Regions from separate parts of the Mus musculus genome. Here regions 2, 3, 4 and 5 are each linked to region 1. The links are chromatin loops, found by intact Hi-C in ENCODE. Cell type or tissue: left cerebral cortex. All regions are shown on one strand. Links, peaks and the distances in the headings refer to the core of each region. The heading gives the core; the rest is flanking DNA. Region 1 holds the start of Gm31903 (a long non-coding RNA gene). Region 2 overlaps Nrxn1 (neurexin I). Region 3 has its middle 150 kb from the start of Lhcgr. Region 4 overlaps Nrxn1 (neurexin I). Region 5 overlaps Lhcgr (luteinizing hormone/choriogonadotropin receptor).

What was found. A loop is a pair of places that touch in the nucleus more often than their neighbours do. Peaks named below come from ENCODE experiments on the same cell type or tissue, not always from the same donor. Only the 100,000 strongest peaks of a DNase experiment are listed, where the experiment ranks them.
Region 2: a loop joins it to region 1, with 7 times the contacts of the local background. A loop is called at or near these places in 13 of 42 quality-filtered maps.
Region 3: it touches region 1 in a loop (4-fold over the local background); 3 of 42 quality-filtered maps call a loop at or near these places.
Region 4: a loop joins it to region 1, with 12 times the contacts of the local background. A loop is called at or near these places in 7 of 42 quality-filtered maps.
Region 5: it touches region 1 in a loop (12-fold over the local background); 29 of 42 quality-filtered maps call a loop at or near these places.

Annotation. Positions count from the first base shown.
Region 1 is chr17:88,648,418-88,654,772 of GRCm38, forward strand. Gm31903 (a long non-coding RNA gene) reads right to left here and starts at 5,645. Exons shown (of 3, transcript XR_385909.2): 1 at 5,535-5,645; 2 at 5,273-5,424; 3 at 4,612-4,955. Gm38460 (a long non-coding RNA gene) reads left to right here and starts at 5,487. Exons shown (of 3, transcript XR_385907.2): 1 at 5,487-5,556. In left cerebral cortex, for the core only: CTCF peaks have their summits at 3,785 (motif pointing right) and 4,724 (motif pointing right); DNase peaks (open chromatin) are centred at 3,782, 4,281 and 4,731; H3K4me3 peaks cover 944 bases; H3K27ac peaks cover 476 bases.
Region 2 is chr17:90,498,305-90,504,659 of GRCm38, forward strand. The region is part of intron 17 of Nrxn1 (neurexin I); the gene reads right to left. It overlaps Gm32337 (a long non-coding RNA gene), which reads left to right. Exons shown (of 2, transcript XR_877116.3): 2 at 1-6,355. Among named protein-coding and RNA genes, the nearest start is that of Gm32337, 40 kb to the left of the region's middle. In left cerebral cortex, for the core only: CTCF peaks have their summits at 2,961 (motif pointing left) and 3,161; DNase peaks (open chromatin) are centred at 2,946 and 5,088; H3K27ac peaks cover 1,458 bases.
Region 3 is chr17:88,935,257-88,941,611 of GRCm38, forward strand. No RefSeq gene overlaps it. Among named protein-coding and RNA genes, the nearest start is that of Lhcgr, 150 kb to the left of the region's middle. In left cerebral cortex, for the core only: no CTCF peak of the experiment used is centred there; a DNase peak (open chromatin) is centred at 2,652.
Region 4 is chr17:90,581,861-90,588,215 of GRCm38, forward strand. The region is part of intron 15 of Nrxn1 (neurexin I); the gene reads right to left. Among named protein-coding and RNA genes, the nearest start is that of Gm32337, 120 kb to the left of the region's middle. In left cerebral cortex, for the core only: CTCF peaks have their summits at 2,415 (motif pointing right) and 3,280 (motif pointing left); DNase peaks (open chromatin) are centred at 1,459, 2,460, 3,257 and 3,737; H3K4me3 peaks cover 446 bases; H3K27ac peaks cover 3,113 bases.
Region 5 is chr17:88,750,680-88,757,034 of GRCm38, forward strand. Lhcgr (luteinizing hormone/choriogonadotropin receptor) reads right to left here. Exons shown (of 11, transcript NM_013582.3): 8 at 4,872-4,946; 9 at 3,065-3,250. Among named protein-coding and RNA genes, the nearest start is that of Lhcgr, 38 kb to the right of the region's middle. In left cerebral cortex, for the core only: a CTCF peak has its summit at 2,638 (motif pointing left); a DNase peak (open chromatin) is centred at 2,620.

The sequences.
Region 1 (6,355 bases), core at 947-5,946:
ACAGGGAACCAACAGTTGTAACCAGCTACGATTCCTAAGACCACATCAACGACCATCATGACCCAGTAAATCCTACAGGTTCAGTAGTGATACGCATGCCTTAGCTGTAACCAACAGCTCTACCATTGGACTTCAAACCTGTTCAACAAGAGGGAGATCATTGCTCAGGACTGGAAACCTAGCTAAATCCTCTGTGCTGTTGAAGTCCTGGAGATTGGAGAAGAATCTACAACCACTCTGTTGTTGAGTCATCATGATTCAGTAAATAGTCTAACAAGCATTTGTCTTAGTGTGTGTAGTCTATTGCTGTAAGGAGACACTATGATCACAGCAACTCTTATAAAGGAAAGCACTTAATGGGACTTGCTTATGGTTTCAGAGGTTTAGTCCGTTATCAGCATGGTGGCACACAGACATGCTACCGAAGAGTCTTCTGAGAGCTCTACATCTGCATCCTAAGGCAGCAGGAAGGACAGAGCCTCTGAACCTGGCTTGGGCTTCTGAGACCTCAAAGCACATCACCAGTGACACATTTTCCCCAACAAGGCCACAGCCACTACAACAAGGCCACATCCACTCCAACAAGACCACACCCACTCCAACAAGACCACACCCCTTAATCCTTTCAAATAGTGTCACTTTCTAAGTATTCATGTATATGAGCATATGGGGGCCATTTTTATTCAAACCACCACAGTCTTTATATCCACAGATAAATATAGTCTAAATCCCTTATCAAGGAAGCTTCTCTCTGTAACAGATGGAGACCACTATAGAAAACCACAACCATTCAAAATGCAGAGTTATTGAGTCCGGTCTCAAAGGGTACATCTACAGAGCACTCCTGCACCCGAAGCTCAGGGAACATTGCAGAAGGAGGGGCCAGAAAGATGTAAGCGTGAAAATCGCAGGGAGTTTGCTGTGAAATTATGTTTCCCAGGAACATTGAAGCTACACCCATAAAGTCTCACCAACATGGCTGCCGAAACATGAGCTGAACAAAGATGACACCAATAGACACGCCAAAGTGGGCAGAGAAGAGCCCACAAGGGCTCAGCCCTACACAAAGAACTACAGGCAACTGAAGAAAGCTGGGATTGGGAGCGTACCTACCATTAGCTGTCGAATACCAGATGATCAGCCCTAAAAACATACATATAGCAACTTTATGCTGATGGAGCTTATAATTAGTGATATCTATCTATGTGCGTATATATGGAACAACAATGAAAATAAGCCATAAATCTGAAAGAGAGCAAGAAGGAATATATGGGAGGGCTTGGAGGGAGGAGAGAGAAGGGAGAAATGTTATAATTATACTCCCAAAAAGAAAATAAAAATAGTTATAATTATGACACAGGAATATGAAATGAACACATGAATAGGAATAAAATGTGAATTCTTTTTAACTCGTTAAGTACTGAGGGAACTGGTAAGATGTGTTATAAATGGGTTGAAGAAGCATCAAAGAGCAGAGACATAGGAAGTAGGAGCTTCTGAAACAAAGTAACAAAAAGATCAGCGTTCTGAAACAGAGTAACAAAAAGATCAGTGGTTTCAGCCTGGGGTCATGACCTCTTTGGGAGTCAAACGATCCTTTCACAAGGGTTGTCTATTAGATATTTACACTATAATTCATAACAGTAGCAAATTACAGTTATGAAGTAGCAACAAAATATTATGATTAGGGACCAGCACACCGTGAGGAGCCATGGTAAAGGCTTGCAGCCTTAGGTAGGTGGAGAACCACTGTGCTAGATGCTCTGAGCCTCTGCTGACAAATGGCCAACACAATCCTCTTAGCCTAACACAATCAGTTTGCCTTTCTGTGGACAAGGGTCATGTTCATTAACATCAGTTTTCTTCAACTTATAGAACTGATAAACAATTCTAAGATAAAGTGTGTTGCTTAAGGTTTTGTGTTTTGTGTTGTTGTTGTTGTTGTTTCCACTCTAACATAAGCTAGAGCCATCTGGGAAGAGGAATCCTCAATTGAGAAAATGTCTCCATATGACTGGGCAAGTCTGGGGACATTTTCTTGATTAATGACTGACATGGGAGGGCCTCGACCACTGGGGGTGGTGCCACTCCTGGGCAGGTGACCTCGGGCTATATAAACCAATCAAACAGAGCAAATCCTGCAGAGCACACCAGTGAGCATGCTCACCTCTCCGTGGCTCTGGATTGGCTCCTGCCTCCAGTTTTCTGTCTGGAATTCCTGCCCTGACTTCCTCGGATGATTGACTGTGATTAGGCCACGTAAAGCAAAATAGACCCTGTTCTCCTCAAGTTGACTTTGGTCTTTATCTTTGTCACAGCGAGAGACACCAAACTAAGACCTAAGGAAAAACACTGATGGCCTCAGTGAATGAGCGCCAAAGTCCTTTTGTCGTTTTCCTTTTTTTGAGAATTAAAGATTACATTTTATTTATGTATTTTTCTTTTCTTTTCTTTGTCTTTCTCTATCTGTCTCTCTGTCCCTGTCTCTGTCTGTCCTTCTGTTTGACTCTTTGTTCCTGTCTCTGTCTCTCTATCTCTCTGTCCCTGTTTCTGTCTGTCTCTGTGTCTGTGGATGTCTTTGTGTCCATCTTTCTGTCTGTCTCTGTATGTGTGTCTCCCAGAGACTAAACTCAGGTTGTAAGTCAGGATGGCAGGTGCTTTTACCTGTTGGGCCATCTCTCTAGCCCTACAATTTTTCTTGACCATAGGACAAACTTTGTCCACAGAATAGAATCATACACTGTTGCAATATAAAAACAATGCGTATTTAAAAAGTCCTTTCTATCCCTCATAAGAAAGCGGGTATTTGATGAATTCAGTTTTTATTTAGCTGTTAAGGCTGATATCTCAAAACAGCATATAAAGGACAGTAAGTAAACAAAAAAAAAAAAAGTGAAAATCCCAAAACAAAACAGAATTGCACCAGTTCTTTGTGGGGACCAGGCTGTAGAGCATTGTTTTAGACCCTCCTTATAATCACAGAGCTTTCCTTGAATTGTTGAGGAGCGAAGGACTGAGTGGCATCAATGGTCCTCGTTGGTTCTCTGCCAATCAATTCTTCCATGCCCCTCCCCCACTCAATCAGCTCTCTCCAGCTTCACCTTCACCTACTCTTTCCTATTCCTTTCCCTGGACATGGCCATTCCTTCTGGAGGCCCCTTCCTATTGATTGATTGACCTTAAGCCAGGGCTTTGGTGTGGGGTCACGTGTACTTGGTGAGGTGTTAGCGTTACCAGTGTGGGTCACTTGTGGTGAGCATGCCATGAATTCAACCTGATTACCTGAATATTTTCCCTCAGTTACATGAAATGAGGATTTCTTTTTCTTGTTATAAGTAAATTAGTAAATCCCTGCTTTAACTGGTATTGAAATATGAATGTATCTATAATTAATTTTCCGAATATTGGGGTTGAACCCAGGATTTTACACCCACTCATAGCACGCTGCCTCAAATTCATCATTCATAACCAATAATTAATTTTAAAAAGGGTACTGGCTGGTTGTGAAGCAAGTAGTCAAGTTCCAGAATAAAATCTGCTGGTTATAGTGTGCCTTTAAAATCACTGCTGCCCACGGTTTGCAGGATTAAAGTTGACGTGAATGAAACGCGCCCTTCCACTTTGAGGTTTGCCATCTACCCTTCAGGTATTGGCACCATCATGGTCTTCCAGACCTCAAGAGAAAATGCAGCTTTTAAAGTAATATGATGTGTGCTGACAGGTTCTAGCTGCACGAGCTAGGAAAGCCAAAAAATTGATTTGTAGTGCACACTTGAACAGCAGATGGCGCTCTCAGGCAAGCCGCTGCTACCCGGAGTCAGAAGCAGTGTGTTTGGTGCTTGAATTTTGATTAATAAAAGATTTTGAGGACACTTTATAAGCATTTCAAAGCATTGTGAGTCCGGTGGAGCATAATTAAAATTAATGCAGTAGACGGTCTCTTTAAAGTATTTCTAATGCTGTGTCTAAAATTGCTGTTGAATACAATTTTACACATCCAAAAGATTTAAATACTACGCTTATCTCTAAGCATTTCTAACTATTAAAGGGACAGGAAAATGTGTCCTTTTTTTCTTCATTTTCAAACAAACGCTTTACAATCACTTATATGTTAAATCCTTATACTTAAAAAATACTTGTAAAATAATCCATCAATTCTTCACATGTCTCAGTGTCGGAGAAAGCAAATGCATGCTTGCCAAATACTCCATGCTGCCTTGACCCAGGGGCAAGCCTTTGTTATCTTAGTCGTTAGAAAGCTTTCTCCCGTGCCCAGGAACCTCTCTGAGTGGATTTAACCATTCCTTCATAAAGCGCATCTGAATGCTTTCTTTCTAAATTTCTTCACATCAGAAACAAGCTGTAAATGCAGTCGAGCCGTTCCTAAAGGTGTCCTTCACACTGCGAGGCCAAAAGGGGGTGCCGTGCCATTTTGAGTGGCCTCAAAATACTATGTCACTGCAATTAGACATCTTGCTGGACACTGAACATCTTGTCGGGCTTCTCATCTTGTGTCTGCAGTCTCTTAGTATTGGGAATAAAGCGATGAAGAAAACAGTGAACTCATCTAAAGGGTCTATAACGGCGGAGGAGGCAGACAACCAACAGATAGCAATTTGTGATTATTGTTATGTAGAAAATCAAAGCAGGCTAAGGTAACAGAGAGCGGTATAAGGAGGTTGCCATGACATCTAGAAGAGAGGAATGGAGCGTTCCAGATCCTGCAGGGTAGAGGGAGTCCAGCAGAGGGCGCTGCGGGAGCGCAGATTCTAGAACAGGTGCTTGTCCTAGCAAGCGGTGCAGATGATTGGAGGGTGGGTGGGTGAGACTCCAGATCAGAGAGGTCGTGAGTGGGTCGGGATGGAGTTGTACTAAGGCTTTCTGGGGAGTCGTCAGAACGTCGGGTGTTGTGTTAAGACGAATCTGCTCAAAGGCTTCAGTGGTGATGTAGAGAACTTACAAACAGAAAAAGCAGTTTAGAGTTTATTGAAATAACCCAGATTATTTAATTTGTTCATGTGGCGATAACAATACATCTTAGGTGGAGTAATTGATAAAGGACAAAAGTTTATTTCTCATTGTTCGGGAGATTGAGAAGTCTAAGGTCCCAGCATTGTGAGTATGGTGAGGTTCCTTTCCATACCCACAGTGCCTCCATACTATGCAATTGCATGGTGGAGGGGGGGAGGAAAGACCCTCCTCAAGTGTCTTTAAAAGGACACCAGGGATACTTATCCCATTGCTAAAAATGGAGGCCAAGGGGTCTCATTACCTGTGAACACCCTTTCTTGCCTTTTAATCCCAGCAGCGTTACAGATGGATTTCAGGGTGTGGATTTCAGGACGATGTTCCCATTGTCCTGAAAGCTGATGTGATTAGGAGTGGTGACCAGAGGTGGAAGATCCTTAGACAAACATATCTGAACTATAGAAAGAAAAGCGTTTGTTGATGGGTTGGGTGTGGGATAGGAAGGATGGAAAAGAAACAAAGATTATCCTGAAAAACTAAAGAGTGGAGCTGTCTTTTATGGTGACCTGGGAGAGAAGGCTTGCTAGGGTAGGTATCCAGGTAGACAGTGGTGGTGGGGGAGAAGCTGCTGCCAGGTAGATCCACTTCCTTTGTGGTTAGGGATGTCCTGGTTCAGAAGGCTGGGGCGGGGCGGGGCGGGGCGGGGCGGGGCTGTAGCTGGGATGTAACCTAGGTAACATAGCTGTATCTTGGTAGCTATGGTTTCTGACTGTTAAGATCCACCCTTTGTGACTCCACATCCTTGAGGCTGGTTCTCCCCACCACATCATAAATTAAGACACCGTGTCTCAATGACCACACATGATCCCTATGAAAAGCTTGTTCAACCCCAAGGGGTCGCGACCCACAGGTTGAGATCCACTTGTCTAGAGCTTCTCTTGTCTCTGCCTTAAATTTCAAACGGTTGCACTAGGCTTGCATGCGTTTGCATTGCTACCTCTGGGGTTTTGTTAAAAACCTGGGTTCTGGGGATCTAACCTTAGGTAACCAGGCTCACATAGCAAGTGTGTTTACTACTGACCGGTCCTCGGCCCTGACTTATTCGTTATTATTGTATTTTATCTTACTGCGGTTATGTGTGCTAAAAAGTTCTTTTCTCCTTTGTTTTCAGTGCTCAGTAGGAGAAGTTTTGTGCCATTTTTCAGCCCATATCACCCATACCATGGACTGCTTGTACTTTAGGTTCTTTGGGTGTGCCAGCTCGTATTTCTTCAGAACTGATTGGCTCGCTACATGATGTTACAGTCATTACAATTTCAAAATTAGTTCTTGGTTGACCTTCGCTGGGTCCACATCAGGTTGTCTTAAGTTATAAAGAAACTTTAGA
Region 2 (6,355 bases), core at 842-5,841, 1.8 Mb after region 1:
GTCTTCATCAGGAAACCCACAAGGTCTCCAGACTAGAGAGTTTCTAGGTGAAGGCATCCGCAGCTTCTACTGAAATAATGGATTTGGAATATATTAATCATGTCAGAAAGACAAATACGGTTGACATCTAAATCTATATAAACTTGGTAAGACAGTAAATACTCAAACTTTCAATGTTGAAAATTAAAAAAAAAAAAAAAGCAAAAGAAAAGCAAATCCAACCTAAAAACTTTCAGGAAAAAGAAAAAAAAGGTCAAATGTCAAATCTTACAAAATAGGAAGCTAGTAAGATTTGGTGAGAATGAGTGCTGGGTATGAACATATTAAAGAAATATGTAGGTGGTGCGCCTGCAATGGATTCCCAGAGGTTGGAGGTTACATGTAACACACCTGGGCTAGTGCTCTGCCAGGCAGCCTAGTTCAGGTACACAGTAATGAAACGACCTCAGAGATCTCTGGGGTAGTGAGCTCTATAGGTTCCGTTCAGGATCCCTCTCTCAAGTACAATGATCTTTGCCTGATTTTCAAAATCGTCAGCTAACCAACGTAATAACTCTAATTTAAATATTCTCTCATGGCTTTAGAAGTCATTTGACCTTTGTTGTCCTCATCCTTACTTCCTGTATAGACAGGAAGTAAGGACTGAATATAAAACATCAAGACGAACACAAAAGAAGCCACCTCCCAGATAAAGACCAGAAGTCCTTCCCACCACACACTCATGCAACTAAAACACATAGGAGAAAACCTGCAGTGTCTAAACTTGAGAAATGTAGATGCTACACAAATGTCCAATAAAGGGCAATTCGAGTGTGGACCAAGGCTTAATTAAGGCCTTCTCTCTCTGCTCAATTGTCATACCTACTTTCAGAAGTAAAGGTTTCACTTTGTTAATAAACTGTCTCTACTCTATGTCTAATACATGTCTCTAATGCAATCCTTAGTCCTGAGATAATGATAGCCTCAGATGGGCACCTTCTAAATTCAGATCTGCAGGGAGACACTAAGCATGCCTTTCTCTCCCATTTTCTTTATCCCCATTTTTGGATATTGGCCAAAGACTTAAACATGCATTCTCTGATTACTGGTCTCTCTCTTTCTATGAAGTTCTATTATTCCCCTCCTATCATACACTGCTTGCTGATCTCCATTGCTGAACTACTGGTGTCCTGTGATCCTAAATCAAAAAGTCCTGTAATTCTCTCTTCCTCTTTACCACTTCCCTCCTCCAGAAGCTGCTGAGAATTTTCTTGCTTATCCTCTTGTTTTTCTCTCAATAAAATGGCCCTTGAGCTTCTAAGCCAACTCGAAATTATTTTATTAATGAGATTGTCCTAGTTAGGGTTTCCATTGCTGAGAAGAGACACCAAGACCAAGGCGTCTCTTATAAGGGGCATCATTTAATTGGGGCTGGCTTATAGGTTCAGAGGATTATTCTATTATCACCATGGCAGGAAGCATAGCAGCATCCAGGCAGGTACAATGCTGGAGACGGAGCAAGAGGTCTGATCTTGATCTGAAGGCAGTCAGGAGAAGACTGTCTTCAGTGCAGCTAGGAAGAGGGTCTCAAAGTGACACACTTCTTCCAACAAGGCCACACCTGCTCTAACAACGCTACAACCTCCTAATAGTGGCACTCCCTGGGCCAAGCATGTACAACCCACCACAGAGACCAAGAAACCCAAAGAGAACCTCAGATCCAGCAGTAACTACGAAACTGCTAAACCTTTCAGGTTCCTTTTCAGAACTTTGATGTGCGTTTTGTGTATGCGTGAGTATTTGGAGTGGAGGTACACGTGCCTGTGGATTGGGGTGTGTGTATGTGTGTGTGTATGTGTGTGTGTGTGTGTGTGTGTGTGTGTGTGTGTGTGTGTGTGTGTGTGTATAGGCCACAGGAAGACATTGGGACATTGATGTTCTGTTCTGTCACTGCCCACTTTATTTCTCTGAGATAGATTCTCTCACTGAACCTGGAGTTCATGGTCTTCTTTGTATGTTTGTGGGTTTGATTGTTTGTTTGTGTTTTGCTAGGATGGCTGGCAGCGATCCATCCTATCTTCCTATCTTTGCCTGCTAGGTATTTTTCTATGGATATTGGAGATCCATTCTCAGGTCTAGGACCAGGATACTGGACAGTCCTTTCATGTTGAAATCATCTTGGAGGAGCACAAAGCCTGGGACTGGTATTTTCTTTTCTTACAAAGAGAAATGTCTCATTTAACAACTTAGGCTAGACCATGGTGAATTTCCTAATGTACTTTGTTATGTTATCAAATGAAAAGCAGTCCAGCCTTTGCCCTTCTCCTGCCTTAGGTTGGTTACCTCCATCCCAGGTTACTTCTCTTACCTTGCTGACCTAACCGTGAGGGAAGTTTTCGGAAAGCAGGCAGGTTTGGCAGATGAGGAAGCTCAATTTGCAATTGCCTTGAAGAGCGGCTGTTCTTCACTGTGGATGCGTGGATGTGACAATAAGGGGAGGCACACTGTTTATCTTTGCAAAATATGAGTCTGTGGCAGAGAAAAGAAGGCTTGTCCCATAGGTGCCAAGGAATCAAAGCCACACTGCCTTTATGTCTTTGATGTATTTCATTAATGTAATACATTCATTAATTAAAAAGAATACTTAGGGAAGTTTTTTTTAATGTGAGATGCATTTGCCGTATCAGCCATATTCCTCTTTCTCCAATGCTTCTTTTCTTCACATTAAAAACAATGAATGAAACCAAACAAACCTTTACCTAAATAATGATGCTAGTCACAAAGTATATTTCCAATAATGAATATCAGCTGTCAATCTAATAAATGTGAATAAGGACTTACTAAAATATTAACAATAAACAAACAAACAAACAGACAGACATGATTAGGAGGTAATGTCACTTTGGATTCTTAGGTAACAGGCTGAGCTGATTTTCCAGTACCTTAATGCCCCCTGCTGGCAATTCTTGGAAGTGGCATATTCTAGGCAGAAATATAAAAGGGAGCCAGCCATCTCTTTAAAAGTCTTAGAGAAAGGATTAAGAGATAAAGATTAAAGATAAAGATTGTGTTTTGCCTGGGTTTATTTTCTTGACTGTAACTATCAGTAGAGGAAGTATGTGAGGACTGTGCTATGTGTAAGGAATCCTCACTTCATTGCAAGGGGGATGGTCCTAGTGGTGAAAACAGGGCTTGACTGGAGAGTGTTAGCTATTGATTCCGTTCATTCTGCTAACCTAGCTCTGCGCAGCCTCCAGTGAACGTCAGTCCTATGTTCTTCGTGCAGACACATTTTTATGCATCAAGTGTAAGGAAAGAGGATATATATTTGTCGAAGGTGCTATGCCAGTATCGCACCATTTTCTCTAAGTACTACAGCCAAGGAGGGAGCTATTAGAAAAAAATATATGTAGAGAAAGGGTTTGTATAGTGTTTTCCCTTGCTGAATCACAAGCATTCAAAGAAGACACAATTTCTAACTACATATCTTGGTATCTATGGTGATTGAGAGTTTTGCTGGTTATAGTAGCCTGGGCTGTCGTTTGTGTTCTCTTAGGGTCTGTATGACATCTGCCCAGGATTGTCTATTCTTTCTTTGCATAACTGTATTTGCAACTTTAGGGCATTAATAAGTAAAGGCTACTTAATTTCTCAATAATCAATCTGATAAAAAAAAATATCGAATACTGACAGGAGTCTAATGGTCATCACATAGGACAACACATCCCAGGAGAACACAGGATTTTATGACATTTCTGAAGGTAATTCAGACAGGGTGGAATGTGAAGTTTAAGAATTATTTACTTCTAGGAATTTCCACTTAATTTTTTACAGTGTAATTGGTGACAGATGAGTAATTCTCCAGAAAAGTCAAACCTTAGACAGGGATACTAGCAAATATCCTCAAATTGGTCTCTACTGAGTAGAGATATAAGGGGATAAACCTACAGGAGACAGGGGCACTTGATGGCTCTGGGGACTTTAGTCCTCCGGTCTCCAGCTTTTTGTTAGACTTTAAGGAGCAACAGCTGTATCACTTGAACCCTTTTGTACTAAGTAAGGAGTCCAGAATTTCCTTCTAAGATGTAGACTCCTCATTTTCCCACCAGTCCATGTACTTATTTTTCATGTATATTACTGCATACATTTATTCACTGGTGAGAACTGCTATTCTTATACAGCACCTCAGACAAGGCACCACTCAACACTTGATAAACACACATGAAAGAGGTTTTTCTAGTGGGTTTTATTTTCTCACTGTATTTACAGCTACAGTACTTGAAAAGATGAGATTGGTAACTGGGGAAACAGGTCAGGGATGAAGTACACTGGCTGTTCTTCCAGAGGACCAGTATTCAATTCCTAGCACCTATGTGGGGGCTCACAGCTATCAGTAATTCCAATCTCAGGTGATCTGTTGCCCTCTTCCGGCTTATAGGAGCACTGCATGCACATGATGCATTGACACCCATGAATATACCTATGAAAAGCTAAATAAATAGATAATTTAAGAATTATATTTTTAAAAGGAAAAACAGAGAAATGGCAAACTGGGAAACGAACCTGTGGCTAACAATAATTAATTGTCATGATCCACACTTAAAACTACAATAATAAAATTAATTTTTCTACGTATACTATACTACTTCAAATATTTTATAACATTTTGCCACCAATTATAAGACAGTCCTATGTATTTATATGTGTACTTAGTATCTATATTGAAATAACTATACAATTCAAAGTCCAGTAGGTTTTTGAAAAATATAATATGGCTGTAAATTCCTTAAATATATAATCTAACTTGGCATGGTAGTACATGCCTGTAACACTTGTACTTCAGAGGTAGATAGTCCGGAATTCAAAGTCATTTTCAAATACCCAGAGAGTCTGAAGCTACGTGACTCATCTCAAAATTCAAGAGTACGTGTGTACCTGCATACATATGTGCACATATACGGCCCCTCACCCCACACATATACAGACAAGGAAGTACAAGTGCATATCTCCAATAATTTGTCAGTTCCTCCTAACATAAAGTATTGTTCTGGCTTGTTATAATTGGGCTGTAGTACGAACAAGTATGCCAGAACTCTGGAGATAATTTTAAGATGAGTTACGAGCAGTCTGGCAGATAGGAAAAGAAAGAATCTATGTCATTTTCCTGACACAACACCATTCTGAACCGAATTGCCACCCCCACCTGTTCTGTCTTCTTCCTCCACTTCTGTTGTCCTGTGTTTTGTGTGTCCATAGAGGGCTCTATCTGATATGCTGAAATATCTTCATACCCATGCTTCACGTAAGATATTAGCCATTACTAAATAATTAATTATTCTATTATTTAGTAATCTGGCAATACATCTAATTAAGCAGTGGACACTAGGTTGTGTGAGCTCTTTCTTGACCGTGCCACCAAGATCCACTGAGTTTTCAACAGAGAAACTAGCTTAATTCTGGAGGAATTAAAGTAGTGGCAAAACAGAATCAAGATTTCACGTGGGAGTAAATATTTCATTACTGGCACTTCCTGCAGTTAAGATGAAAAGAGTTTTAAGGAGTGTGTGAGTGACATTTTAGGACCCAGATCCTCTTGAATATCTGTTAAGCCCTTCCAATCTCCTTTAGCCCCTTGTCTCCTTGAAACATAGGCTTCAGTTCCTTGGGCCAGATCTGCTAGCTTACTCCCTCATAGAACTGATAAAATCACTCAAAAGGACAGGTATCAGAGTTGGCACAGAGTTTTCTGAATCCTCTTAAAACACTGGGATAGAATTTTCTTGTCCACTTAGGTTGGATGCAGAGGAGCTGCAGTAAATCACTCAACAAGCACAGTAATCCTGACTCCCTGGTCTATGGGAGGGGGCGGTCCTAGTGGTGAAAACAGGGCTTGACTGGAGAGCGTGAGGTACTGATTCTGTTCATTCTGCTAACCTAGCTCTGCGCAGCCTCCAGTGAACGTCAGTCCTATGTTCTTCGTGCAGACACATTTTTATGCATCAAGTGTAAGAAAAGAGGATATATATTTGTCGAAGGTGCTATGCCAGTATCGCACCATTTTCTCTAAGTACTACAGCCAAGGAGGGAGCTATTAGAAAAAAAATATATATGTAGAGAAAGAGTTTGTATAGTGTTTTCCCTTGCTGAATCACAAGCATTCAAAGAAGAAGAAATCACAATTTCTAACTACATATCTTGGTTTACATTTAAAACAAGACCTTGGGGGAAAATTTACAATTGTATACCCGGAGATAAAAACTCTTTAACCAATAGAACATTGATTTGCAGATTTTCAATGAAAAATAGGCTCAAGAATATGCCTACCAAACAGCAATGAAAGCTGAGATGAGAATTAAAGACAAAGGGCAAAATAAAA
Region 3 (6,355 bases), core at 482-5,481, 290 kb after region 1:
CATCCACTTATGTGTTTGAAGGCAACCTCTTAATATTAAGTCTCTATCAAATCAAAAAGAAAGTTACAAACTTCCAATGTACAAAGCACAAAGGCAAAATCTTTATTCCAAACAGAAGGACCAGGAAAGCATCAAGGTAAGACTGGACCAAAGCAAGACTGCAGCCTGGAAGGGCAATATCTGAGGCACAGGGTGTGTCATCAGTGGGCCCCAGTGGGCTCTGTCAGTCCTACCCCTATGGTGTTGTCATCTGAAATACATAGTGTCTTTCATAACTGGTTTCATTTTGTACCTGTTGGTTTCCTCAAGAATAGTTTCCACATTCCTGCATCTCCAACATCCTGGATTCGTTGGTGTCTGTTGCAACAATAGAGTTACCTTCACAGCCTCATGTATAGCCTGCTGAGACTTCCTGAGGGGATCTCTTACATATCACTTGACTCTGCAGGCTTTTCTCTGAAATATTAGTGAAATTCCCCTTATGGATTTTTCACTCATGGAAAAACCAGTGCCACGTGAAAATGCCAAGTTCTCCTGCTACCTTGAAAAGTAGCCACATTAAAATATTGATACCCACTGAGGATAAAGTATTCGACACATGATCATGTGACAGATATTTCCAATTGAAACTATAAAATGGCCAGATTGGAGCTATTTACACTCTGGCTTGGGGTCTTGTGATCTCTCAAAGGCACACCCCCAATGACAAGTCCCATCTTTTAAAGTTTTTCCAATAGTACCAGCCAAGGGCAAATTCTTTAGTCTATCCATTGATTTAATACACTGGTTTGGGGGCCTTTCTTACCTAGTTCCCAGGCACACTGACTCACAATTCCTTAGGCCAAGAGAATTTTACACTGGCTATCACCCTCAACATTACTTACATGTTTCTTCCATGAATGTTTACGTCAGCTGGTAGCCATCTTCTTATCCAATATGCACTCCCTTATCCTGGCAGTTCAGGGAAGTTCAGCAGATATCTAGGCTTAACTTATGGCTACTATTTCACATGTCAGTCATCTTACTTAAAGACTGGCTAATGGAAGAAAACTCTGTGATTTGTTAATTCATTAAATTGCTCCAGTTGCAGGATTTTCTCCCCTATTTTGAATTAAGCTAACCAGTATGGATATTTCACCCAGCGTTGTGTCTCCTCATACCTAATTTGTCAGTGTTCTTGCCTCTTATCAGGTTCCTTGGTCTCTGTGATTGTGTCTACGTATGCTTTTGGCCCATTTTACTTGTCTGGATTTTATCAAGATTTTATACCATGTCTCACAGTGTGGGGAGGACATTAGGACCTATAGCCATGTCCTAGCTTATTCTAGCAAGGCAGTCTACCACCCAGTTTCTGTTAACTGCCAATGGCTTATAGTGAGGTCTATCTTCATTTAATTTCCACTGCTGTGATAAAATAAAAACCCAACTTAGGGGGAAAAGTGTTTATTTTAGCTCAAAATAATTTACAGTCAGTCGATTGTTTCAGGAAATCAAGGCAGCAGGATCTTGAAGCAGCTAGTCACATAACATCACAGACAAGAGCCGAGAGCAGTGAATTACTACATGTCTGTGCGCAGTCTACTCTCTCCACCCCTACCTACACTGGTCAGAGCCCCCCATGCCTGTTAATGTAGTGAAGATAATTCCCACAGACATCTCACTCTTGCAGGCCAGTCCTGTCAAGGCAGTCCCTCCCTGAGAGTCTTGCCAGGTGGTTCTACGTTATATCAAACACAATCAAAACTCAGAGTCTAATTTGCCTCCTCATTGCTAATGCCTGGACCTTGTAAATATGCAAATGAACTCTTGCATTTCTTCATGGCTCTGATTCCCAAGTCCCTGATTCTTTCAAAGCTTTCTGGCCGACACTTGCTGGGCTTTCAGAAGCATGGTAGTCCTTATTTCTTAGGCAGGCCAGTATTCCCTAGTGACGGCTTTGCCTTTCAAGCTAGTTTTTCTGATACAGATTGAAAAGTCTGTTTTGAAATTCAAAAGCTGCAAATGAACTGGGTACTTTTTTCTCTTTATATTCTTGCTATAAAAGTAATTTCTTTTTTGAGCATCAAATAAATGCTCCTATTTTATAGGGGAGAGTCAAAACAGGGGGATATGAAGAGAAGTGGTTTTGTTTTTTTCCTAGCATTCTTCACTGTCAGGCTCAGACCAAGTACCACTGTGGAAATTACATGTGGAAGCCACTGATGTCTCTGTATAGAAGTGTAGGTGTATTCTCTGAACTCTAGGTCCATCATCTGAGCATCAGGTGAGATTTGGGACTGTCAGCCTGCTCACCACTCAACTCAAAACCTAAGCACTGATCTGGCAAACACACTTGTTCTACAGATTCCCATTAGTGGTTCAATAATCTGAGGAGACACAAGGCAGCAAGGAGCGTTCTAAAACATGCACTGAGTGACAAAGGGCCATAGCTGGCTCTTGGTTCTCTTTGATGAGTATGGTAATACAGGATCCGTGAGAGTTTGGATATTGCCATGGGAACTTGTGGTTCCAAATTCTTTTGTTCTTTACATAGATTTTGCATCCACGTGGGTAAAATAGAAAGATCATCTGCACTGCATTGGAATGTGGAAGCTTCCTTGCAAGAACCCACCCCCCCCCCACCCCCCGCCAGCATTTCCCTCAAACAAGGAGTAGCTGTAGTTCTGACACAGCACAGAGGGAGCTCTGTGTTGCCATGGTGAGGCAGAGGCTCTGAGAAGCCCTAGGCTGGTATATGCAGCACTGGGTCAGAAGTTCCCAGCGGAGCAGGCCAGCTCGACTGAGGAAAACAAATACATTAAACATAACAAGCTGGAAATTCTCTTTTGTCACCTTATCAGGTTGTCAGGGAATTTGCGTGTTTTTATAATTTGCAAAGCATATCTGAATCTTCCTTGTCAGAATTGATTATTTTGCGACTCTAACAGTAATGCACTCAGTCAGTCCCCTAAACTGTGGAGATTCCTGAGTTGAAAGCAGATGGCAAGATTTCATACTCATTTGGCTCCCAGGGAAGCCCGGCACATTGTTGCTGCTCTAGAGACAGAGGTAATGTCATTAGGGTCACTGTGTCAATTTATTCTTCTCAGAGAAGGACACAAGAGAAAAATGTAAATCAGGCTTAGCCAAATCTTTTCATGGTTCAGGCTGATGGCAGGGCATTGGCCCTGGAGCTTGATGTCCTGGAGAAAGCCTTCGTAAATGGATTTATCAGGCACAAGGGGGCTGTCAAGTCCAGTGATCCATTTACTTCACAGTAAGGAAGTCAAGGCCTAGAGAAGTGAACTGACTTGCTGAAATGACACAGCTGCCTGATGCCTGGTCGAAATGAAACACTGATTTGAGAAATTTCTTTTCATGTAAAACACACAAAGATCATAGCTAGAATGTAGGCCCTGACTTAGGAGAGTGGAGGTGTGAACTGGGGAGTCTGCATTTCTGCTATGTGCCCTTGGGATTTTTATGTTCAAGTTTCCTAGGTAGCACTGATTGTTTTTTTCTTCTTATTTAAATAAGTCAGGTAGCAGGAATCCTAAACTGAATTCCTTAGCGTTGAAGCTTTGGGGTAACGGGTAGGGAGACTTGCACTGGAACACTTTATGCAATTTTCTCACCTCTCTCCTTGCTCAGGGTTGAGTGTATAAACCATGTTAAAAAGTAGAAAATTAGCAAGAGATTTTTCAGTGGTCTCCTGGAGAGAGGAGAGGAATAAAGAGAGAGAGAGAAAGAGAGAGAGAGAGAGAGAGAGAGAGAGAGAGAGATAGATTATTCTAGGTATTGTCTAGTATGTCTAACTGGATTATTTCATTGCTGTAGTGGCTATTTAAAAAAAAATTAAAGTTATTTTGTGTGTATGCAGGAAGTGCTGTGTCATGCATTTGGAAGTAAGACGTCAACCCTCAGAGTCAGTTCTCGCCTTCCACTGTGTGGTACAGAAAACGAACTCGGTTCCCCGGGCTTCACAAGTGCCCTTGGCTCCTGGGCCTTCTTGAGAGCACCAGTGACCCCTTTACCAACTGTCTTCCAATCTCTGTAAGTTGAGGTGCAATGTGTAATGCAGGGGGTGCCTGGCTCTTGGAAATTAAAATAGGTTGCCCTATGAAATCCAAGTGATTATTGCTAGATGTTGACCATGGTTGGTTGGTTGTAAATTCGTCTCAGGGTTTGTTTAAGCATGTGTTTTGAATTTTCTTCTGAATGCATCATAAAGTCTTGCTGGTTCTCATGTTAATTAATGGGCTGATAAAATATTTAGCACATGTTCATTTTATATTTAATTTTTTTCAAGAGTTACACGTTGGTTTTTTTTTAAGCCATTCTTTAAAAGTAACTTTAATTATTTGGCTTATTTCTTCCCAAGGAGATAAGATCTACACTGCTCTTTAATTTGAAAATCCAAACATGTGGTACATTTACACGATGGAGTACTACTCAGCTATCAAAAACACTGAATTTATGAAATTCTTAGGCAAATGGATGGATCTAGAGGATATCATCCTGAGTGAGGTAACCCAATCACGAAAGAACACACATGATATGCACCCACTGATAAGTGGATTTTAGCCCAGAAACTTAAAACTACTCAAGATACAAGTTGCAAAACACATGAAACTCAAGAAGAAGGAAGACCAAAGTGTGGATACTTCATTCCTTCTTAGAATGGGGACAGAAAATACCCATGGAAGGAGTTACAGAGACAAAGTTCAGAGCTGAGACGGAAGGAAGGAACACCCAGAGACTGCCCCACCTGGGGATCCATCCCATAAACAATCCCAGTCACTATTGCATATGCCAGCAAGATTTTGCAGACAGAACCCTGATATAGCTGTCTCTTGTGAGGCTATGCCAGTGCCTGGCCAATACAGAAGTGGATGTTCACAGTCATCTATTGGATGGAACACAGGGCCCCCAATGAAGGAGGTAGAGAAAGTACCCAAGGAGCTGAAGGGGTCTGCAACCTTATAGGAGGAACAACAATATGAACTAACCAGTACCCCCAGAGCTTGTGTCTCTAGCTGCATATGTAGCAGAAGATGGCCTAGTCGGCCATCAATGGGAGGAGAGGCCCTTGGTCTTGTGAAGATCATATGCCCCAGTACAGGGGAATGCCTGGGCCAGGAAGCTGGAGTGGGTGGGTTGGGGAGCAGGGCGGGGGGAGTGTATAGGAGAATTTTGGGATACCATTTGAAATGTAAATGAAGAAAATATCTATTAAAAATTGTTTTTGAAAAAAAGTGAAAATCCAAACATTTAGTACTAGAGAATGTTGAGGAGCTTTTAAAGAATGCCGAGTTACAGAAATCTCAGGGAACTGCAGACATTTGCTCAGAGGCATGTGTCTAGGAGGGAGTGGATCAAGGGCACTTTCTATCCCTCATTTGTCCTCTTCATTCTTTGCAAGTTTAGATGACTCAAGTTTCACCATTAACCTAACTATGAATTGGCCAGTGATGGAGAACAGACATGAAAGGAGGGCCCGCAGAAGGGCTGCTGTTTGCCCACTTGAGGGCACATTCTGTGCAGGGGTCAGAGAACACATTAAGGCTTTTTGATATGTGTAAGCAGAGTTGATTCCAAGAGGTGTCTCTGTAGGTAAATGGTTCTGGCCACTGATTCACTCAGGCATGGCCTTGGGGACAATGGTGCTGATGATAAACCTTGGCAAGAACATGTTTTGAACTCAGAAACTCTGGTTTTAATTATGTTCTGTCACTGACAAAGTACACATATTTTGTGGAACTTTTTGACTTCCTTGGGATGAAAAAAATCCAAAGAACTTGGTAGCACAATCTTCCGGCATTGCAACTGAAAAGCACCACGCAGTTGCTAGCAACTATTCACCGAATAGTATTTCTACTTCCTTCTCTTTTTCTTTTTTGCTCCTTTAAAAAGAGAAACATCATTTATAGTCAACTTGACTTACTTAGAAGTGCGCCCATGCTCAATGGCCTTCATTGAATACTTAGGACCCCATTATTATTTGGGAACGATAGGGTTTCCAGAAATGGATACATCCCTACCCCTCGTTACAATGAATGACAGTTTAATTAATGAGAGGGTAGTAACAAATCAAAACACTGGGCCAGTCGGGTAAGAGTTTGGAGAACTGAGGTGTTAGAGGGGATTGGCACAGGCAACGGTGGGCATGGTGTGAACAGAAGTGAGGTGGTGGGAAAGTAGTTGGTATGTTGAGCAACAGACACAGACAACAAAAGCACTGGACAGGAAAACCTTAGATCAGTGGTTCTCAACCTGTGGGTCTCGACCCCTTTGGGGGTTGAACAACCCTTTCCCGGGTGTTACATATCAGATACCCTGCAGATATGATATTTAAATTATGATTCATAAGCTTAGC
Region 4 (6,355 bases), core at 491-5,490, 1.9 Mb after region 1:
TCTGTGTGTGATGAATGACGAGGAGTCAGGAATTAGGATTGGAGGGGGAGAAGGCACCTCCTACAGATAAACTAGGGTTGTTAGCTTTTGATGTCTTAGCAACTAGTAAGAAATTAAGACGTCCAGATGGGTTGACCTGTGTAAAATTATAATGGAATTTGGTGATGAAATGAAAAGCAGCTGCCCTAGTTGGGGTGAACATTACCAGAAACTCGAATACAGTCTGTGGCTACCTGTGGCTCATCTCCATCTCACATCTAGACTTGCCACTCTCGAGTTCTCTGCTCGTAAATCCACAAATGTTTCGGAATGCTTCTCAGTTGCTGTTTTGGGCCCTCAGTAGCAATCTATTGAGGCTGATATCAACGATAAAATTTGCTTCCCCTGGTCCATGTAAATGATGAATTAGGGGACAGGGAAGATGGCTCAGGGGTTAAAAACACTTATAGACCTAGGTTTGGTTCTTATGCATATAATGGATCATAACCATTAGTGAGTCTGTCCAGGAAATCCAATTACCTCTTCTGACACTGAGGTCTGGCTCCCTGCTCTGTATGTACAGAGTATGCAAGTGGCACACATACATCAATGTGCATGAAGCACTCACACCCGTAAAATAAATACATTTATAACTGATTTTAAAAAGTCAGGTAGTAAGAGGCTGGATCTTGAGAACATTCACATGACACATGACTGGATATGTCACTTATCCGGAGGATGTCACTCTAGGCAGAGAGAGATGGAGGATTTAAACAAGACAGAGTTGTACGTACAGGCTACAGACCTTTAAGCTGCAATAGTGTTTGCTGGCCTGGAGTATGAACATTAAGAGAAGAACACTCAGAATGAACGTTAAACAAATCACAGACAACTGTGTGCATCCGGGAAGGGTATCTTCCTAGAGGTGGGGATGGCGAAAGTGGATTAAAACAAACTGTCGGAGATTTGAGAATCAAGAGGATAGGTTTGGGCTGATTTTGGCAAAGTCTGGGAATCCAATAGATTCAAAAGAAACAATGGTTTTATGTCTCTAATTGTCTTCGCAGTGACTGTGCTGTAACTCTTGTGTGGGGAAGGGAATAACAAAGTTGTCAAGTATTACATTGTCAGACTCACTGCCTTATTGTCACTGTTTTGTGCTGTGGTCCTTGCCTCCAAAGTAGTCCCTTTCCCCACTGAACATCAATTCTCAGCTGCACTGCAGCTAAAAAAAAAAAAATCACTAAAGTGTACTGCCAACCACAGCATCCCCAGCTTCTGCCGATTGTGCAGAGCCCCGCTCGATCAGAGAAGCAAAGCACCCTGCTTCCTTCTGAGACATAGAGATCCTTAGAAGGGCAACACCCTTCTCAGGAGGTTTGTACTGCATGCATGAAAGATCTAATTGGGCATTTATAGCCAATTTATAAAATGAGAGCAGCCACCACAGCTGGGAGAGCACCTGCTGCACTCTAGAGCCCACAGTGGCAGGTCCACTCATTGGGTTTAAATCCCGTGTTTGGGGGAATTTGACAGTGAGATAAAGCAGAGTTCCAAATCTGAACCACTGCCAGTAATGAGATGTTACGTCAGGGCAGTGCCAGCAGGCAGGGAAGAAAGAAGGTCTCAGAAGCATGATGATATTTGGGAAACAGGACTAGGGGGAGGGAGCAGGTGCCAGGGACACCCAGGTCTTCTGGAGATCCCGTGCAGCAATTACAACAAATTCCTACCCCTCTAAGGGCCCTCATGGTTAGCCACTGAAAAGGTGTCTTGTCTCTTCAATTTTCAAATAATCCTTAAAATAACCTCACACAAATTAAGAACGTGTTAGTAAATCTCACTACATCATGACCAAGAGGCCAACAAGAATTTCTTCCACTGTCAATATAAGTCAAATTCTTATCTGAACATTTCCTCTCTGAGCAAAAGGATCTAGGAAAGAACAAAAGAGCTACCCAAAGTCACACATGTCAAGCAATGAAGCTCAGACATGTTTAAATGTGATCAAAACTTTGGAAGTGACAACATTCAATAAAATGTTTTTCAAAGCACAATGTGAAAAGGTAGATCAGGCCGGTGTGCCTCATGTCCAGGTCCAGAGAAAGAGATCCGCTAGGGAACAAACTGATCTGCGTTACAAAAGAAAAGAACATGCATAGGATGTATGCAAATCTCCACTTAGACATGGAATCCGTTGGAATGGAAAGTCCTGGCTGATTAGGGGGCCTTTTACTCGCTTGGCCAAGGGAAACTCAGTAGCCGGCAGTTAGCTACCTTTAGTCGAAGATTTGAATGGAGATACGGAAAATGCTAAAAGATGAGGAAGGAAATTAATTTGGGATTTGTAAGAGGGATAAAGGAGAAGGGGACAAAGTGTTCACCCCCTGGATGACCTAGATGTAGCCAGAGTTACAAGGTGTAATTTTGCTAAGTGGCCACCTGAGGGCACTGTCCGCTATACACCTAGGACCATAGTCGGGCCCCAATCAAATTTTTAAAAGCCTCAATTTGCTGATGGATTAACTTAATTCTTAAATAAGGACACCCATGGAAGATGGAGACCCAAAACTATTCGTCTGTTCTATTTTTATTCTTGAACTACATAAATGAATAAGCAAGACTGACCTCAATTCAAATCCCGGACACTCATAAGGATTACATACAATAACCTCATTTAAATCCATTGAGTATTTAATAGGGACTCAATAAATATCAGCCCCTTTCCATATATTTTAGCATAGAAGTTGCCAAATTAGGACAAGACAAGCACACGGAGGGATTGCATTATTTCACTAAAGGGGTCAGTACTCAAAAGTTCCAGAATAAATAGAGTCATGCTATGAGATCAGTCCAGAGTACATGAATGTTGTGTCTTTCCTTGCGTGTTGCAGCTTGTACTTAATAGCCAAAGGGAATAGACATCGGCAGCTGGGAATAAAGATGAAAACAAATTGTATCAGCAGGGAGAGGCATACACCCAGGAGACTTGGGCAGTGCGAGAAAAGATCGCTAGAACAAGGTCATCAGCACGGAATTTCTTTTCTGGAACTCTCCTTGGGTAGAGGCTTGTTCATGACGATTTCCATATGAATCGAGGTGGGGAGGAGAGAGGTCTGGGTTTCATATTTCCACAATTACAAGATAAAACCCAGTCTTGGACAAAAGCCTGAATGGCTGTCAAGGCTAAATGTGAATTTTACATTCTGGAAACAAAGGCATTCTGTTTGCCTGCACTAGAGGAGCGAATTAATCCCCTCCCCAACACTGTGTAACAGTGCATGGCCCTATGCTGCCCTCTGGTGGTTCTTTTAGGTATAGTAATGTAAGTGAAAACATCAGAAATTTGATTTAGCCAAGTGACTTCAGATGAGGACTGACCAAAGTCAAACCCATTAAAAAGTGAGTTAAAGATTGTATAACATAAATTGTGCCTTGGTTCAGGATGCTCACGACATGTAGTGAGGATCTCTGACTACATCTCTAGTCGTTCCTGGGCATCCTTGGTGAGTTATTCTAAGAAGAACACGGAATTCTGCACTTCAGGAACTACCAGGCATGCAGTGTAGCTAAGCTGACTGCTTTCCCTTAGAGAAGTAAAGATTCTTCATGGATTTGAACAGGGTGTGGATAAGTCAGAATACATTTAATTCTCAGAGGGTGAATGTCAATGAAAATAAACCCACTGACTCAGATACAGTGATTCTCCTGCTTCCTGTATTCCTACGTGACTGGCAGGCACAGTCAGTTCCAGGTGTGAAGCCCTGCATGTCTCATACCCATAAACTCATCCTTAGTTCCCGTGGCTGCCCACGAGGGAAGAAAGAGCAGCCATTGGTTGTTTTCACTTGTTCTTCCTGTATCCTTTAAACAAGGCTTTCTCAAAAAGTCTTCATGCTCAGCCCAGTTGCGGTACCCACACGCAGTGCCATAGCTTTCCTCCCTGTCATGTCCTACATGTGAGTGCTCAGACGCAGTGTGTTCCTTGGGATGGTAACTTCATGGCAGGACCCTCAGCAGGAGTCAGTGCTCAGTAAATAGCATCTGGCTAGCACCGAAGTCCTGCAGAGCAAGGATGTGATGGGTTACATCACGCTCTCCCTCCAGAGTGTTTCTTGGGATTGCTGTTCCTATTAAAAGTCACAAACCCACTTATAACCTGAAACTTCAGCCTAATTTTAGGGAGCAGCTCTTGTTTTGTGACCTCATCTGAGAGGTCTGAAAGCACAGTGGCTTCACAGAATTGAGCAGGATAACTATTGGATTAAATAAATAAATAAATAAATACGTCAACCTGAAGAGGTAGATCTGTAAGTAAGAGTACTGCATACACAAGCATGAAACCCCCAGTTGGTATCCCAGAATCCACACAAACAGCCTTCGTGGCCATGCACATGCCTGTAAATCAGTGCAGAGAGGCAGAGACAAAACAGGAGTATGGCTGGGGATTCCTGGTCCAACGAGAGACTGTGGCTCTAAGGAGTATGATGAAGAATGCCACAGTTAAGACACCCAACACCCTTTTCTAGGGTCCAAACCCACAGCCATACACACGGGAATGTGCCCATGCAGCCACAAACAAACACACACATCTACTCAGCGTGGGGATTAGCCTCTGACTTAAACTGAGTTTTTGGTTTTTTTTTAAACATTTAGTAAGAGTCTTAAACTTAAAATCTGACTTTGTCCACTCTTCATGTAATTAATTCATGGTTTCGGCATTTCTTTATTATGGAAAATGCTTTTCTTTTCATCAGTACTAAAAGTAGTCCATGTATTAAGAAAATGTGTCTAAGATTTGTACAGGCACACACTCGTCTCAGAAAGAACCCTCTTGTAGCATACTATCAAGCTTATATCCATTGCAATAAATAAAAAGCAAATGTTTGCTTTTAGGAATTGCTGTTCCAAACATCTGAAGAGTCACAGCCCATGGAATTTCATTGTTCATGATGACAAACTGTGACTATAAGTATTAAATCCTTCAAGCAATGCTTCTAGTCATCTGAATCTCTGACATGCCCTCTGAGGTCTCTCAGGAGGATCATGTATGTGCCTTGAAAACTCTCTGACATAAACCAGGCATTATTTTATTAGCTCATAGTTGGCCTGGCCAGTATACTGAACTTCAGGCTTCCCCTTTCCTTAGAAATGGCCTCCTGAGTCCACCATGCAAATGAGGGCATCCTCTGAATACCAAATACATAGCTCACTTCTGTCTCAGAGAAGACAGAGAAACAGAGAAGCTTATTAAACTGCATTCCTTTGAGTCTCCTGTTAGGTTTGCAAAAGAGAGAGAGAGCCCTTTGAACTTAACAAGGGGCTTCCTATGAAAGAAGGGAAACACCATTAACACATATTTTACATGTGACAAACTAGGATCCAGCATTGTAAATATGAACCACAATTACATAAAGCAAAATATTTTCTTATTTCAGCCTGTTTAAAAGGCATTTTTTCCCTCTAGAATGACAACTCTTAGATTTTCCTTCTCCATTTCTGTAACTCTCCAATGCATTTATTTCTTGAATCAAATGAACGGGCTCCATCAATATAAATCCGTTTTTTAAAAGGAAATATGCCTGTAATGATATCTGAGAGGCTTTGCCACGCACCAGGACAAAGCAGGGGAGAAGAGAGGGAGCTGTGCTTAAATCTGGGTTTACTCCTCTGCCCTCTAGAAGCTACTCCATCCCTTGGTGAGATGTCCAAGCCTCTCAGTGACAGTTCAATGTCAGCTTCTCCAGTGTCTTTTTGTCCGGATCCGTATGACAGGATATGTGGCTATGGTTCTCACATTGGAGCCATGCAAGTAGAATCTAATGTTATTTTATCCTATTGCTAACTTGTCTTCTAAAGCACTAGAAAAATGAAATCTCAATAACGAAAAAATGTCTGCTAAGCCTTTCCCAACAGCTCACTAAGCATCATTCATATGTGTGTGTGTGTGTGTGTGTGTGTGTGTGTGTGTGTGTGTGACACAGAGAGAAACAGATAGGAAGATAGATAGATAGATAAATAGATAGATAGATAGATAGATAGATAGATAGATAGATAGATAGAGATAGATAGATGACAAAGATAGAGGGATAAGTAACAGGAAGATGTGTGTGTGTGTGTGTGTGTGTGTGTGTGTGTGTGTGTGTGTGTGTGACACAGAGAGAAACAGATAGGAAGATAGATAGATAGATAGATAGATAGATAGATAGATAGATAGATAGATAGATAGATGACAAAGATAGAGGGATAAGTAACAGGAAGATGTGTGTGTGTGTGTGTGTGTGTGTGTGTGTGTGTGTGTGTGTGTGTGTGTGTACGTGTGCATGTGTGTATTAGGGATGTGGTAAGGAAAATGAAACTAAAACAGATTACAAAG
Region 5 (6,355 bases), core at 644-5,643, 100 kb after region 1:
GTGTTCCCTTATCTTCTGTCTTCCCCTCTGGGAAGTTTGGCTTCGAAAAGGGGGATGTGACAAGGAGATAGAAGGCTGGTGCCTGGCAACCAAACCTACGGGGGGGCTCAGAAATAAGGAATGAGGGTGAGGAAGCTGCTGGGAGTGCCACAGCCTTCCTTGTGGAGGATGGAGATGTGAGGCACCCAACGTGGACATTGCTCTGCTCTGTTATCCAGCAGCAGCGAAACAGGTCCTTGTAGTAATGGTAGTGTGCAAATGCAGAAAGATGGGGATTTGACCACATGACCTTTCAAAGACTAACCCTCTTGTTATTCTAGACACTGTTGCGTTTGTAAACTTGGACTGAGTCTCTGTTCCTGTCCCAGTCCCCACCCACCTCATGTTTAATGGGGGAGGGTAGTTCTGGCACAGTATTTGCAGACAAGTCCACAGTTAACAGGAACTTGACCTCCGAATGATAACACTGGATGATACACATTCTATCTCCACAGTTACCAAAAATATCTTAGAAAGCTGTGCCCATAGAGAAAGGACCCAAGGAGCCAAAGGGGTTTGCAGCCCCATAGGAGGAACCACAATATGAGCCAATCAGAACCCCCAGAGCTCCCAGGGACTAAACTACCAACCAAAGAGTACACATGGAGGGACTCAAGGCTCCAGCCATATATGTAGCAGAGGATGGCCTTGTGGGACATCAGTGAGAGGAGAGGCCCTTGGTCTTGTGGAGGCTTTATGGCCCAGTGTAGGGGAATGCCAGGACAGGGAAGTGGGAGTGGGTGGGTAAGTGAGCAGTGGGAGGGGGAATGGGATAGGGGGGTTTTGGAGGGGAAATGAGGAAAGGGGATAACATTTGAAATGTAAATAAAGAAAAAAGCTAGTTAAAAGAAAGAAAGAAAGAAAGAAAGAAAGAAAGAAAGAAAGAAAGAAAGGAAGAAAGAAAGCAAGCAAGCAAGCAAGCTGTGCCCAGGCAGCCAAGTGTGTCATCTATAGAACGCCTCAGTTTGCAACCAGATCCCACGGACTGATCTTCAACTCTTCATCTTCATGGCCTCTAAGGCGTCCTTGGGCTTTATGGTCCCAGAAGCACCCGCAACAGAGTAGACATAGCCAAGCTCACTCAAGACAATGTGTGTGATGATGTTCACAGATAGCTCAGACAGTCATAGTCTCTAACCCCCTTTCCACCCTCCTAGAATAAAAGGCTTTGAAGTAAACAGTCATGATTTCAGGAGGCATTTGACCTCTTCACTACAAAAGTTAAGTAGGTGACCAGAACCAGCCTTACCCTAAACCACTATGTCTGTCTGTCTGTCTGTCTGTCTGTCTGCCTGCCTGCCTGTCTGTCTTTTACCAGCTTTGCCACCTTCAACCCACCCTTCATTCTGCTGCCCTATTGAGGTTTCATAAAATCAAATTTGCACAATCTCACTTTTAAGTCTTTGAAGCTCTACCTCCTCTGACTCCCTTGGGCGGGTACTCAGAGCCCACCTTGGCCTACCAGTGCCTTGGGCTGCTGCTTCTGTGGGTAATCTTCCCTCATTACCCACAGTCTTCCTGTGCTTGCTTTCGAATAACATCCATCTAGTGTCTCTTTCCCCATGCCTTCACAGGAGACATTCCATCTTGGCTTGACTCCTCCCCCGCCCCAAGCCTTTTGTGAGAAGCTCAGTTAAGGTCATTTCCCCTAGGAAGTCTCCCATGAGCCCCTCTACAGCCTAGAGCGTTTTGTCCCTCTCTTTGTTGACACACCCCCTTGGCGCTCCTTTATGCCGCCTGTCCACTCTGTGAGGGCTGAGATGACTGCCCGTCTTTCCAAGCCTGGCATCCTGGAACATGGCTAGTGCTCAGCTCAAGTCGTCTGAAGCTCAGTCAATGATGTAGAACTTGAGCTGGATTTGGTGGCCAAGGCCTTTGATCCCAGTACTCAGAAGGCAGAGCCAAGTGTATCTCTGTGTGTTCAAGGCCAGTCTGGTCTGCAGAGTGAGTTCAGGACAGCCAGGGCTATATAGTGAGATCCCATCTCACCACCCCCTCAAAAAAGGGGGTGGGGGTAGAGCCTTAAGCACAGCAAGTGCGTTTGTCTTCTCTGTTCCAAATATTTAGGTAGAACCAAGTCTTCTCAAGGCTTCCTTTCTCTCTCTTTCTCTCCCCCTCCCCCACCCCGCCCCCTCCAGCCTGGTTGATCAGCTATAAATATGTTAATTCCAAACAAAGGCAGTGGCAGCCTGATGTGTTCCACAGTGCCTTAGTATCTAATGAATTGATTGAGCACATCTCGGCAGTAATGACTCTTCAGAGCATTGCATTTTCCCACTGGGAGCAGTGTATTGGGCAATAAGAAAAGCAGAGAACATCAAAGCTTGCAGTGAAAACAAGCTAGAGACAAGGGTGGGAGAGCAGGAAGTGTTAGGTGACTGCACCACACCTTTGCAAAGCTAGCTGTTGCTTTTTCTTTCTTTTATACATGTGACACGTGTTGGGTCCGGATGCAGAATGGTGCCTCTCAGCTAGAAAACTCCCGAGAAAGAATGCTGTAAGGAATGAAATTCTGCCCCCTAATTGCTGCCACCCTCTCCTTCACCCACCACACCCGCAGCCTGGGGTGCAGAGAAGCGATCAGGCGCCCTCTGCTGCACGCAGGCGCTCTGGTCGTTTTCATAGGGCTCCCTAACCGATCTGTAGTGGAAACGTTTCTGTTCGGAAATGGAAGTTGCTTTCCGTGGAAGACAAATCGCTTAAAAACAAAGCAAAACAAAACAAGCCCAAAACCAAACCACGTGGTACTCTGACAATTATTAAATTCAAGATTGAGTAAAATGTTTTCTGCTGAGAGAACGGGCTTTGACAGCAGGTTTTACAAAGGTGCTGCAGCGGTACTTAAGCGTTTGGCAGGTTTATGAGGCGCAGGGCCCAGCACATGGAGACGTCAAGATGAGGAACAGCTCATTTTGGTTTTGTCTAAAAGCTACTCCACGACTGCAGCGGGGCACCGTGGGCCACGGGACTAGATCTAGATCCCAGCTTCTCTGCAGCAACACGGTCCCCTCTCCTGCTCACTTACTCTTTCTTCGGCAAATTCCTGAAAGCACAGCAGTGGCTAGGGTAGGTCAGCGTGGCAACCAGTAGGCTGGTGAATTTTTCTCTGGAGGGCAGAGTTTTCAGTGAGTAGGATGACGTGGCGATGAGCGTCTGAATGGACTCCAGCCCGTGGCTCGGCAGGGCCTGCAATTTGGTGGAAGAGACATCCCTGAACCGCAAAGGGGAGAGAGGCCCTTTATTGACTGATTTTACACATTTTACTCCAAGGCCCTCCCCTAGGGTCCGAGAAATCTCTCCTCCATTTTGTTTTTCCTACAATCCATCGTTTCTTTCATCATGATCTGAATTCCTAAGAACTATTGTGGGATTTTCATCTTACAGGCACCCACTACTCTTTTCAAGGTTGCCTGTGGATCTTTGTACCCTCCATATGGTCACTAGAATTTTTCTCTGCTATGTCTTTATTCCTCTGTAGCTCTGACTCCTTCCCTCTGCCTCTCCCTCCTTATGTCTACTCTACACCCCTTCCTCTCTCCTACCCTCTCCCTATTTTACAAAACCCTACTGCTCGCTTCCTAAAACAGTGTGCACATAGGTGACATCAGCTTTTGTGTTCTGGCCCAGGGGGAAATATTCAGGGCTTTGATGCCTCTGTGTCTGATTGATTAAGCTCTGCAGGGGAGGTTTTCATAAAGTGCAGATGATCCACCCTATTAAGAGTTTCATGTGGCACTAGCTATCATCCACCCAGGACGCTGAGCACACATGCTCTAATAACTAGTTAGATGTGTCCATCCAAAGCAAGCAAACACCATGCCGAGCTAGCACAGCTGCGCGGGAGGCTCAGGGCTTTAAACAAAGCTCCTTGGTTTTACTAGACTCGAGGCAAACTCTAAGGAAGCCCCAAATGTACAACATTTCAGGAAGAGGGGGTTTGGCAGGAGTTTTAGTTTTTAAACCATGCTCATATTCTAAGAGGTCAATGCCCAACCCTTTCCCAGCAGCATGCCCTCCTTGATAGTCTGCCCCCCCCCTGGGAGGCTCAGGGCCTGATACAAGGAGGGAGTGATGGCAGTGGGAGGCAGGGAAGGGCAGGAGTATGAACTGGAATGTACCAGGGTCCAAGTTCCTGGGAGAACAGTGGAAACAGGAGCCTGTGTCCCACGGGCTCTAGGCCACCTCCGGCTTCTGGTACTTGCCGATTAGGAAGGCAGTGCTCTGTTCTGCCTTAGGGTCTTGTACGGATCGTTAGATCGGGCCGCAGACTTTTCCCAGACATGGAGGAGGTTGTAGTTTGTTTTCTGAGTGGCCGCACGTGTCTGGGACGTCATCGCCCAGTGAAATGAAACCTACTATTGGGGTTCTGCTAACTGGCCATATTACCAAGCTGTCTTCTGAGTGTCTGTGTTTTTACTTAAAGCCCCGAGAGTCTCTCAGCATTGGTTGGAGAAGTTTTTATGTGCATCGAAGCCCAACTCGTGGAGGGTTCGAGACCGACTCCTCATAGGATTATAGGGAGAATCCACCTGCAACCTCTCAGCCGCGGCCATCCAAATGCTAGGCGCAGTTCAGGTCAGAGTGGGTTCTCCGAGTGAGTGCCGGGGCGGGGCGTGGGGGGAGCGACCACCCTGTAGCACACGAGGCCATACCCTGTGTTTGGCATTACTGGTTGACTTATGGCTACGTCAGAGGCAGCGCTTCATGTTGGTAGGACAGGCCTGGCACATTTGATCCTTTTCAACTATAGATGTTGCAAGCCCGGCTGGCAGTGACAGCAGGGTTGTTAGGGTGCACTTTGTGGGGAGAGGAGGCTGTACCACAGTACTCACAGGATGCTGGGCCCCGTGGCCCCCTGGAAGGTGCCACTGTGCATCTTCTCCAGGTAGATGTTTTCTTTTAACTCCCTGTGAGGGAAAAACCAGTTTCCTTAGTCACACCTGCCTGCGCTTCACACCAACTTTCACAGCTGTGTGTGCACACGGGTGTGGTGGGGCGGAGGGGTTGGGGGAGGGGTGAGACAAACTAGAAAATGATAGCGTTCTTGGTGAAACTGTGGAGTCGCTAGTGCGTGTATTTGGCTTCAGCTAGTGTTCGTCCTTTCCTGTCATTTGGTGAAACCCTTTTTGTCCCATGATTTAACAGATTCTCCTGTTGGATTAGGGAGAACTTGCTACAAGCAGCTTGGGGAGGAGTCAAATGCTCCTCGGGCTGCTCAAGGCTACTGGGTCCAAGTGCAGTGAACTCCTTATCCGTCTGAGGTTTTGTGACCTTGGAGGCCTCAGAATTTGTCAAAAACCACAAACCAAACAAAAGAGTGAGGCTTCTAAGTGGTTCTTCTCATAGCATAATCTGATCCCTTTGAGATGTGAGTTCTCAGTGGGCAAGTTCAGAGAGTAGTCACTGCCTGCGTCCAGGTGGCTGAAGTCACAAAGGACTGTCTCTGTTGGGAAGATCCCAGAATCCTTGTTCTGCTCCTCCAATCTCCGTCCTTTCTCTTAACAAAAGAACACTCTGAATTTCCTCCTGTTTTATCCAAGCCTTCTTTCTTTGACCCTCACATTCTCAAAGTTCTGAAAAGCTCTATTTCCCAGCTTGTCTGGGCATATCTCTTCAATGGCTGGTCCTCTTGCCGGCTTCTGCCTGGGATACATTTTCCTTCTACTTTTGTCTATCCACGTTAGATTGGCTCAAAGCCTGCATCTCCTCTCCCCACTGTCATTTAACCCTTTCCTGCCTCTGAAGTTCTGGAGGACCTGCTTGCTCTCAGGCTAAGCACAGCATACTGCCTTCAGTTACCTACAGTTCACACACTGTTTGGAATTGCCTTTTCCTGCGCTGTGAATCCCCATGGGAAAACCCTACAGCTTACAGCTCACTCCTTTTCATCTCTGCTGGAACACAGCATGCGGCCTTCAGCACAGCTGTGGTTTGTTGCATGAATCACAGAAGGGGGCACCTGAGAGTGGACCAAGGTGGCTGGGATGCTCCTCCCCTAAACTTGGGGTTCTTATCAATGAACTCTTTGTGCAACTCTCAAGTGAACAAGACAGTTTCTTCAGTATGTGGTAGGATCTAGACCCTGAGCTGCGTGCATACAAACCTTTATCTACTCATTCACAAGAATCATGGGATAAACTTAATCAATGTTGCATCATGCTAAGCACTAAGGGTACAAATCCGACCTTCTCACTTGCTGGATCAATCCTCAGAATAAATAATCCTCTATCTGCAGCCTTGCTCACAAATGAGGGCACAGTGGCTTGGGCAGGTTAACTTGTTCAAGGTGATATAAGTTGATAGATAGTGAACCCTA